2 separate regions of the Homo sapiens genome follow, and region 1 is linked to region 2. The links are chromatin loops, found by intact Hi-C in ENCODE. Cell type or tissue: PC-9. All regions are shown on one strand. Links, peaks and the distances in the headings refer to the core of each region. The heading gives the core; the rest is flanking DNA. Region 1 holds the start of LOC124903315 (a long non-coding RNA gene). Region 2 overlaps LINC00640 (long intergenic non-protein coding RNA 640).

What was found. Hi-C counts contacts between places; a loop is a spot of excess contacts. Peaks named below come from ENCODE experiments on the same cell type or tissue, not always from the same donor. Only the 100,000 strongest peaks of a DNase experiment are listed, where the experiment ranks them.
Region 1: it touches region 2 in a loop (6-fold over the local background); 1 of 110 quality-filtered maps calls a loop at or near these places.

Annotation. Positions count from the first base shown.
Region 1 is chr14:51,285,862-51,291,094 of GRCh38, forward strand. LOC124903315 (a long non-coding RNA gene) reads left to right here and starts at 1,570. Exons shown (of 2, transcript XR_007064164.1): 1 at 1,570-2,202. In PC-9, for the core only: no CTCF peak of the experiment used is centred there; no DNase peak of the experiment used is centred there.
Region 2 is chr14:51,339,905-51,345,411 of GRCh38, forward strand. The region is part of intron 1 of LINC00640 (long intergenic non-protein coding RNA 640); the gene reads left to right. It overlaps LOC105370495 (a long non-coding RNA gene), which reads right to left. Exons shown (of 3, transcript XR_007064165.1): 2 at 4,979-5,171; 3 at 213-331. LOC124900595 (a long non-coding RNA gene) reads right to left here and starts at 208. Exons shown (of 3, transcript XR_943854.3): 1 at 127-208. In PC-9, for the core only: no CTCF peak of the experiment used is centred there; a DNase peak (open chromatin) is centred at 2,417; H3K27ac peaks cover 1,465 bases.

The sequences.
Region 1 (5,233 bases), core at 234-5,233, 54 kb before region 2:
TGGTTGCTTCCTGCCCCCACCCTTACCACTACTGTAGTACACACACAGCAGGCAAAGTGGTCTTTAAAAGTGAGATCTGGTTCTATGTCCTATCCCAACCTTCTAAAAAACTTCCTGTTGGGCACAGAATTAAATACCAGCACCTCACTATGGCATAAAAGGCCCCACATGATCAGGGTCCTGTCTTCTGTCTGTCACATCCTATACCTTGTCTAAGAAGCTCCAGCACAGTGGCCCCTCTACTCCTTGAACAGGCTGTGCTATTTCCCATTGCAAGCTTTTGCACTTGGTGTTTATGCTGATGCCTTCCATTTGCCCTTCTAGACCTAATCTTCAGTCTTTCTCATCTTGTTCTGTGTGCCAGTAGGCTGATGGTGTGAATTGCATCGATGAACACTCTTGCTTCCTGACTTCCTGTTGGAATTGGCCAATGGGAAGCACTAGCAGGAGATCAGAGAGAATGAGGAGGAGATATTTATTCAGGGTATTTACCACCCCACCCCTGCTCCTTCCTTGCTGGCTAGTTACCTGAGGATGGTTGCATCCCTTTACCAAAGGCCACAGCTCCTATCAGGGGTCTTCTCCATCTTTTGGTAGCCACTCCTCCCTTTGTCCCTGCAGGCCAGGGGTGCTCATGGTTCCCCCCACTTTTGGTAGCCCTGGGTAGCTAGTTTCATTAAGCTCTACCTGCGCTTTTGCACATCGTCCCTTGTGAGTGTCTTCTGCTTCCTATTAGGCCTCAGCTGTCACATTGCTCGTTCTGTAGGCTCTCTGCATGCTGGTTCATTCTTTTCCTTGAGCTCAGCTCAGATGTTACCTTCTGAGGCAGGAGTAAAGGGAGGGAAGAAAGGGCCCCCCGACTCCTCCTCATCTCCCTGCCCACTCCCATGTCCTGCTTTATGCTCTTCACTTATTTATTTATTTTATTTAACATCTTTTTCATTGTGGTAGGAATACTTAATGTGAAACCTACCCTCTTGCCAAGTTTTTAACAGTGCAATATAGCATTGTTTATAATAGGCATAATACTGTACCACAGATCTCCAGAACTTTCTTATCTCACGTAACTGAAACTTTATACCTGTTGAATAGACACTCCCTATCCCATCCTTCCCTCCCTGCAGCTCCTGGGAACCAGCATTCTACTCTCTGCTTCTATGTGTCTGACTATTGTAGATACCTTATATAAATAGTGGAATTACGCAGTGTTTGTCTTTCTGTGACTCTGGCCTTCACCCTTTTTTTTTTTTTTCGAGATGGAGTCTTCCTCTGTCCCCCAGACTGGAGTGCAGTGGCGTGATCTTGGCTTGCTGCAACCTCCGCCTTCCAGGTTCAAGTGATTATCCTGCCTCAGCCTCCCGAGTAGCTGGGACTACAGGTGCATGCCACCATGCCTGGCTAATTTTTTTTTGTATTTTTAGTAAAGATGAGGTTTCACCATATTGGCCAGGCTGGTCTCAAAATCCTGACCTTGTGACCTGCCCACCTTGGCCTCCCAAAGTGCTGGGATTACAGGTATGAGCCACCACGCCTGGCCCCTTCACTCTTTTTAACAACATATTTTTAATTTCTTGCATTGAAATCATAATTTGACACTATTTTTTGTTGTTGTTTTTTACTTGTCTCTTTTAACTGGACTGTAAGCCAACAATAGAAGGAAACTTTTGTGTTTCACTCACTACTGTGTCCCCAGTGCCTAGAACAGGGCTTGTACATAGGAAGCAGGAAATAAACTTTTTTTAAAAGAAATGAATGGGGAGCTGATTTTTCATGCCCTTGAGAAGCCAAGATCTCGAGGCAGGCATATGTGGGGGTGTCAAAAGCAGGTCAGGAGGTCGTCTCATTTCCTTGTACTTTCATTGCATCAAGGTGCTAACACTGCTTCTCAGGTACCATTTGTTAACTGAACCATCAATGCTTAGGAAGTAGAAAGGAAGAAATGAAATAATTATGTTTCAGATTGAGCCCTTTTCCTGGAAACTTGGAAGAGTGTTCCATACCATCCAGTCTTTCTGTCACTTTTACCTATTTCAGGTGTGTCCAGTCTCAGCTGGGAATGGAAGATGCTTTGCATATCTTTAAAATCTTCGGGCCATAGAGTTGGGGAGAGTACAGAAAGAATACCACAGAACTTTTATGCCAGAAAATGGCAGGTGCTCCAAGGGCTATGTTGGAATGCTTGGAGTGCATAAAAATACCAAGGTGAGTGCCTAGCAGAGGGTTCTCAACATTAGACCTAAGTCATAAACTCCAAAGGTTGTTTTCAGGAATCTGTACTTTTAAAAGTTCTGAAGATGCATCTGGGGCCAGGATGAGGGCCACTGGTCTGACATAAAGAGGATGGGCTCTGCTTAGTTCCATAAATTCAGGGAGTTAATTATGTTGTTTTAAATTTCTTGAACCATTAGCACAGGGCTGATGAGCCAAACACCTTTTATGTTTGAATCAATAGATGTTTCTTCCCATGTCTTTGGGAATATTTCACAGTAGAAGTTGGGGTCTTGAAAAGTTGGCATTTGAAGGCTAGTGTTATTTTTTGCTTACAAAATAAGAAATTGATCTTTGGAAAGCAATTTAGGAATCTTATTTGGCCACAGTGGCATTGAGACCACTCTCTTTCTCCCTTTAAGCTTCATTATAACTCGAGTCCATTGCATAAAGCTCTTTTTATTGTAAAATGAGACCCCCATCAGGATCCTATAGACAGTTTTATTTCCTCTTGTTGCTTTCGGTACTCCCATACCATATTTCTGTAAAGGGCAACCTTACATTGAGTTTGGCATTGCTGGGTAGGCATTGCTGTCTTCAGGAGCCTTCTTCAGCTCATTTCTTTTTTGTTTGTTGCTCATAAAATAGCAGGCATCTGTGCACCAAGCTGATGTATTCATTGGTCCATGTACCTTTTAGTCCTTGTGTGTACATTTAGGTTGTACAGACTTACAGTAATATTACTGCTAGAATTCTATTATATATCTCTTCCATTTATATTATGCCATGAGTTTTTTTTTGGAGACAGGGTCTTACTTTGTTACCTAGACTAGAATGCAGTGGCATGATGATGGCTCACTGCAGCCTTGACCCTCCCAGGCTCAAGCAATCCTCCCACCCCAGCCCCCCAAGTAAGCTAGAAGTACAAGTGTGTGCCACCACGCCCAGCTAATTTTTAAAAATTTTTGTAGAAACAGGGTCTCACTGTGTTGCCCAGGCTGGTATTGAACTCCTGGTCTGAAGCAGTCCTCTTATTTCAGCCTCCCAAAGTGCTAGGGTTACAGGTGTGAGCCACTGCTCCTAGCCCAAGTATTTTTCAGATCAACTTTACTGAGTATAATTTACATATAATAATAAACTAGTACAAATGATTGTACAAGTGGTTGAGGTTTTACAAATGTATTCATCTTGTAACTATTACCAAAATCAAGACACCAAATAGTTTTATTACCCCAGAAAGTTCCCTCATACCCTACTATGGTTAATCTCTCCTTCCATTTTTGGCCCCAGGCAACCACTGATATGCTTTCTGTCACTACAGATTAGTTTGCATTTTCTAGAATGTCACACAAATGACATCAGACATAGTTATGATTTTGTGTCTCAGTTTTTTTGCTCAGCAGAATATTTTCACATGTAAATATTTTTCATTTTGCTCATCTTTTTTCCATACCTAATCTTTCTACCACTATCACCATGACTGCTTTTTTTTTTTTTTTTTTTTTTTTTTTTTTTGTGACAGAGTCTTGCTCTGTCACCTAGGCTGGAGTGCAGTGACATGATCTCAGCTCACTGCAAACTCCGCTCCCCAGGTTCAAGTGATTCTCCTGCCTCAGCCTCCTGAGTAGCTGGGATTACAGGCACGTGCCAGCATTCCCAGCTGATTTTTTTGTATTTTTAGTAGAGACGGGGTTTTGCCATGTTGGCCAGGCTGGTCTTGAACTCCTGACCTCAGGCCTCCCAAAGTGCTGGAATTACACTTTGTTGCTCATAAAATAGCAACAAACTGTGCCCAGCCACCACTACTGCTTTCTTAAATCAGATAACTTAAGCTTGATATGTATATTTCCAGCCCTCTATCAATATTCCTACAAACATATACACATACAAGGGAGCCTAGGTGATTTGGTCTGTAAAAGTCATCCTTACAAGATACAAAATAAGATGGCAAAGGGAGGGCAGAGAATGGATTTGGAGGGGCAAAGGGAAAATAATCAACAGAGGTAGGTAGGTATTTCTGTTTAACAGATGAGAAAACTGGGAAACTCAGAAGGATCCTACAGTTAGTCAATGGCAAACCCAGCATTCCAACGCAACTCTTCTGACTCCAAATCTCATCTCTTATTTCCCTCCAAGAGGGTTTTTTGCTCCATAAAATTTTGAAGGCCCTGAGGGCAAAGAAATATAGGGCCTGGAAAAAAGGTAATGTTAGTGATGAGGATAATGATAATGATGATGATGGTGCTGATGGAGGTAATGATGATGATAGTGATGATGAAGATGGTGATGATGGCAGTGATTATGATGGTGATTGTGATGGTGGTACTTTAAAGCAATGATCCCCAACCTTTTTGGTACTAGGGACCAGTTTTGTGGAAAACAGTTTTTCCATGAACCAGAGTTGGGGATGGTTTTGGGGTGATTCAAGTGCATTACATTTATTGTGTACTTTATTTCTATTATTATTGCGTTGTAATATATATGATCAAATAATTATACACCTCACCATAATGTAGAATCAGTGGGAGCTCTGAGCTTGTTTCCTACCACTAGATGGTCCCATCTGGGAATGATGGGAGATAGTGACACCCAAAGTGTGTTGGTTATGTCCAGTCTACTCCATAATCTCGTTTGGGTTGCTGTCACTGCAGAAAACCCTGCTTCACAATGATAGAAAGTTGGAAATGGAAGGAGGATTTTCAGTGCTTTTATGGCAATCTCAGGACATTCCAACTTGACTTTAATCCAAAAGATACGGAGATTTGAAGTTGTCTCAAATGTGCTTTTAAGGCCACCAGATGCAGTTGTACAATTGAAGGACATCAACTCACTTGTTGCTATAAAGTCTGCCACCAGATGTAGCTTGTCACTTGCCACTCACTGATTTGATAGGAGTCTGCAAGTAATTGATTTATTATGGTCTCTGTGCAGTCAAACCTCCCTGCCAATGTTAATCTGTATTTGCAGCCACTACACAGCACTAGCATCACCACCTTAGGTTATCAGGCATTTGATTCTTCTAAGG
Region 2 (5,507 bases), core at 309-5,308:
AATCTTACCTATTTTAATTTTTCTGCATCTTGCTTTTTCTGTGTGGCATGTATATTCATTTCCTAGGGCTGCCATAACCAAGTACCACAAACTGGGTGGCCTCAAACAACAGAAATTTATTCTCACCTTGTTCTGGAGGTCAGAAGTCCGGAATCAAAATGTCGGCAGTGTTGGTTCCTTCTGAGGGTTCAGAGGGAGAATGTGTTCCACGCCTGTCTCCTAGCTTCTTATAAATGGCTGGCAAACCTTGGCATTCCATAGCTTGTGGATGTATCACTCCAGTCTCTGCCTCCATCTTCACATGGCCATCTTCCCCCTGTGTCTCTCTCTTCTTATAAGAACACCAGCCATATTGAAGTAAAAGCCTATTCTACTCTATTATGACCAATTTAATGTAACTATTTACATCTGCAATGATCTTATTTCCAAATAAGTTTACATTCTGAGATCCTGGGGGTTGGACTTTAACACATCATTTTTGGAGGACCCATTCAACCCGTAACAGCATACAAAGTACTTACTAGTTGATTTCTTTAGTACCTGTCTTTACCCACAAAAACATAAGCTATTTCTGTTCACTGATGTATCCTCCATGACTAAAATACTTGGTACAGAGTAAGCATTCAGTAAATACTTTTTAAATGAATGAATAACTATGGAAATCCCATTTTCTAATCTTTTCTAAACACCTTGCTAATGTAAATACTGGTATAGTGAAAGTTTTTATGCATAATTATTCACCTACATCTTGGATTGTTTCTTTGGGATATGTTCCCAGAGATAGATTCAACTCAATCTACTACCCCTTATCCTAGTGCTGGCCTGTGCTGCATGAATAGGGAAATCCTATTCATTCAGATGTTGCTCAAATGGAATTTGTGGTGACTTGAAGGAAAGGGTGACCTGGTTCATCTTTGCTGTTTGTTAAGCAAATTAAGGGTGGAGTCAAAGTTTTAGTGGGCAGTAACTCAAATCCTAAAGATTATATGTGGTTATATAACCTTTTTTCCTATTTAAGAATTGGTTTGCCTTTTCCCCAAGTTTTTGCGTAACTTCATAGTTATATTTAATGGCCAGTATTAGAAAATCTTATTTCACAATCTGTTATTATTGGGCATTTAGTTTCTTTCTGATTTGGGGGTATTATAAATAATGTTGTAACGTCTATTTTCAAACATATATTTTTCCCCTCACATCAGTATTTTCTCTTTAGTGTAAATTCTTAAGAATCAAAGACTCTCAAAATGCCCAAGCGATTAAATATCTTTATGGTGTTTGATATATTTACTTCTTTCATTTGAATCACATGGGCCGAAGGGTATATCCGTACATTTTTTAAAACACATTTTACTTACACATTCATCTTTTAAGAAAAATGGCCCAACTCTTTTTGCCAGTATTGTTATAATCATTAGTTGGTTCATGTTCATTCTTTCTTAGGGAGTGGAGCTTCCTGTTAAGTGGGTACCACCTGCAGGACCTGGGCCAGGCTCAAAGCTGAAAGCAACTCTGTGTGGACTGCCTATAAGGGAGCCAATCACCCTTGGGAGGTTGGCAGAGACTGTGCCCATTAAATCCCTCCATACCATGCAGTGCTAAATGGCCCAATCAAATCCTCTATTTAGAAGAATATATATCAGATGATTAAAGAGAAAGCTGATGACTCAGCTTTAGGCTGTTGTTTTTTCTGGAGCAATAGTGAGCAAATATCACTGGTTGTTTACGATACTGGCTGCACATTTTAATGGGTAAACCAATGTCCCTGAATACCTACACCGCTGATCAATAATGCCTCCTTTTGCTGGCCTTTCCCATGGTTCTTTGAAATAAACTTTTATGTTGGTTAACAATTTGTGCATATTACTTCCTTGTAACCCTGAAGGAATGGCTAGTAGAGCCAGTACAATAGTGCTTTACAGAAGGGAGTACCCCCTGATAATCCTGCCAGTGGTAATGCCTATAAGCAGCTGGGTCCCAAATTCACCAATTCCGAGAGTTGTCACTAAAACCTTTTTTTTTGGGCAGGGGGATCAGGTTCAACATGGTGTTGATTTTTTTTTTGGTTATTAGTTAGAAAAATTGAGTACTTAAATGGTCCTTACTTATTTTAAGCCAAGTTCACTAATAGAGAAACTGGCCTCTGGAAAATTGGCCTTTAGTGTTGACTGCTAAGTAATGTTCTTCATTTACTGGGGGAATTCATCTAATATTGACTTCAAATTATTCAACAATGAAATCATAGATTTACTGTAGACACAATAGTCCTCAAGCTTACAGAATTTGGGAGCCCCTATTGTCTACTTGAAACTATCATTTTGTTTCTGTCATTCGCATATGTACAAGTCATGGCTAACTTGATTGCTTTGGTGTTTTCCCAGGTAATATTGACTCCAATCCAGAAGACAGTCATCAGTTAAGTAAATAAAACAGGAACAGAACATTGGTACTTACAGTAGGCATGATTTTAAGATAAACCCCAATGAGTCATATCCTTGTATAATCTCCTCCCCTTGAGTGTTGTTGGAGCTAATGAGTTGCATTTAGTGAACAGAATATGGCAAAGATGGTGGGATCGTCACTTCCGTGGTTATGTTATTGCTATGTAAACTGCCATTATAGCAGACTGGAAGGATTGATTCTCCTTTTGGCCATGACGTAGTGAGGTACCATGTGACAAGAAACTGCAGGCAGCCTCCTGAGTCTGAGAGTGGCCCCTGGCTGACAGCTAGCAAGAAAACAGGGACCTCAGTCCTCCAGCTTCAAGGAAGTGAACTCTCTGAAATCACATACACATGGAAGAGGACCCCAAACTCCAGACTCCAGAAAAGAATGTAGCTGTGTCGACACCTAGATCACAGCCTTGTGAGACCCTGAGCAGGGGACCCAGTTAGGCTGTGCCTCAACTCCTGACCTATAGAAACTGAGATGATAAATGGGTGTTGTTTTAAGCCACTAAACTGGGATGTGTTATGAAATGACAGAAATTTAATACAGTCTCCGTATTCAGGGTGGAGTGTAAGGGAGTGTGTTTAAATCTCAGCTTTGCTACTTATTAGATGTACAACCATGGCAAATTACTTAACCCCTCTGAATCTGTTACCTTTATGGTAAAATAGGAACAAAAATTATACCTATTTCAGGATGATGAAGAGGGAATGAAATGGTACACGCTGAGTCACTTAACGTGGTACCTGACACATAGTAACTTCTCAATGCATGTTTTTCATTGTCATCAGAGGTTGGACATTTTAAATTCCATAATCCTAAATGTTTTTTTCATTATTTTTTTCCATGTTGCTCATGTTTTGAAGATTTTCATTTATCATATTACCTGATTTTATTTATTAAGTAATCATTCATTTTCATTTCCTCATCTATTTTTTTTCTTTTCTTTTTTTGAGATGGAATCTCGCTTTGTCACCCAGGCTGGAGTGCAGTGGCGCAATCTTGGCTCCTGAGTATCTGAGAATACAGGCGCGCGCCACCACGCCCAGATAAATTTTTTGTATTTTTTTAGTAGAGACAGGGTTTCACCATGTTACCCCGGCTGGTCTCGAACTCTTGACCTCAAGTGATCCACCTGCCTTGGCCTCCCAAAGTGCTGGGATTACAGGCGTGAGCCACCACACCCAGCCCTCCCCATCTATTTCTAATTCATGACCTACATACAGCTTCTGATTAGCTTGGGGTATTCTTAATAGATTAATTATAATTAATGTAGTTTGGCTAAAAGCAGACATTTAGTGTTATAGTTAGTAGAATTTCCCTTAACTTTTGAAATATAAGAAATGAATTGTTGAACTTTGCCAGATTAACATTTGGAACCACAGTATTAGCTGATTGATGGTAAATAGGCATTGGGTGACTTTCTGCAGCTAAGCAAGGCAATCATGATTTGCCTTTATATGCCAGCATATTTGCTCAGGTATTGCTGGATGGGTGAGAATGGCTGAAAAGAAAATTGTTAGTTCAAGTGAAGGAAGGAAGTGCCCAGAAAGAAAAAGAAGATAAAATATTAACATTATTTAGGTACTTAATGGCTGGGAATTAACTTATGAATCACAAAAGTTTTAGGAATTGTTGTGCAATGTCAGTATTTAAATTATGGTAAAATGAATAAGTATGCTTCATTTATGTTGTGTTTATAGTAAAATGCTCTTATTTTGTAATTTATTTTGTGTATAATAAAATAAGAGCATTTTAATCTATAATTATAATATTTGAAGTATGATTGCTACTCTTTCTTTAGTGCTTTATTTCCTCTTTGAATATTATCTAAAATACTGCATTATATTATGTTATTAATATCAAGGCCTAATGTATTCAGTTTCTAGATGAACGATTTTCAAGTTGATTACAGACTTGATAGGGAATTATATTTATTTAATAGAAGTCTCTTTTGTACAATCTTAGCTAAAATTCTGAGAAACAAGAAAAAGCTATGTTATAAGGAACTAGTTCATCTGCTGTAAAAGTACACTGACATTTTAAAGTGCAAAAAACCAAAATACAGCTTAAGAAGTATGTCTGAAAAGTTAATGTTAAATAAATTAGATTTTCCAGGTTATACTCTGTATACGCCCTGAAAAAGTTCTGCAATACAACGCATAGAAAACATACACATACTCACACAACAGACACATAATACATAAAACACCCACAGTGCACACACGCAAAACACACAAATGGCAACCCCTATAAGCATACTAAGGTCTCTGAGAAGTCCTACAATAGAGACCTACTAAGTTTTGTTTAATCATGTGCTTCTCCAGTTGATCTCAGAATCCTTCCCCCACCGTCACAGGTAACCCTGATTCCTGATGACTTTGTGTTCCTTGGAACACACTTTATGAATGACGGCTCTATGAGATTTTTCCCAAGGAAAACTATTACATAGGAGAAGTGTAAGATGCCCTCAACATTTATGGGTAAAAAACAGATACCACCATTAAAATAACCCATATATCAGAAACAATACCTCCAAATTATGTGAAGAACATTGAGAATTCTTGCAGGGACTGAAAATCTTTATTTCCTTCTGGAATCCAGGTTTTTTCTTTTGGTGTTATGTACAGATAAAGCCAGGTCTATCTGCAGGTGATCACTGTGCTGCTAGTCTCTGTTCACATTGGTAGAAAGATGTCGTTGGGCAGTAAAAGATGGTCATCTTCCTGCAAAATGAGTCAGTAACCCAAGGGTGAAAGCTGTGTCTCCCCCACAAGTTCTATCAGCATCTTTTGACTTGACAGCACAATTGGGAGCCTTATCCTTTCTGCATTCCTGACACAGAGGACCAAAGGCCACTCCTCAACAACTTGTACCGCTCTCTCTGTTTATTCCATAAAGAATGAAAAAGGAATATATTTCCACACTTTAAGACTATATGGTGGGGCATTTGGAGGGTGCTTACTCTGATAATTAAAAGGATTTTATCTTCATAAGGAAATCGACATTTGCTGTCAGGATGCCAGACCACAATTCTATAGAAGCTTTTCTCTTTTTTTTTG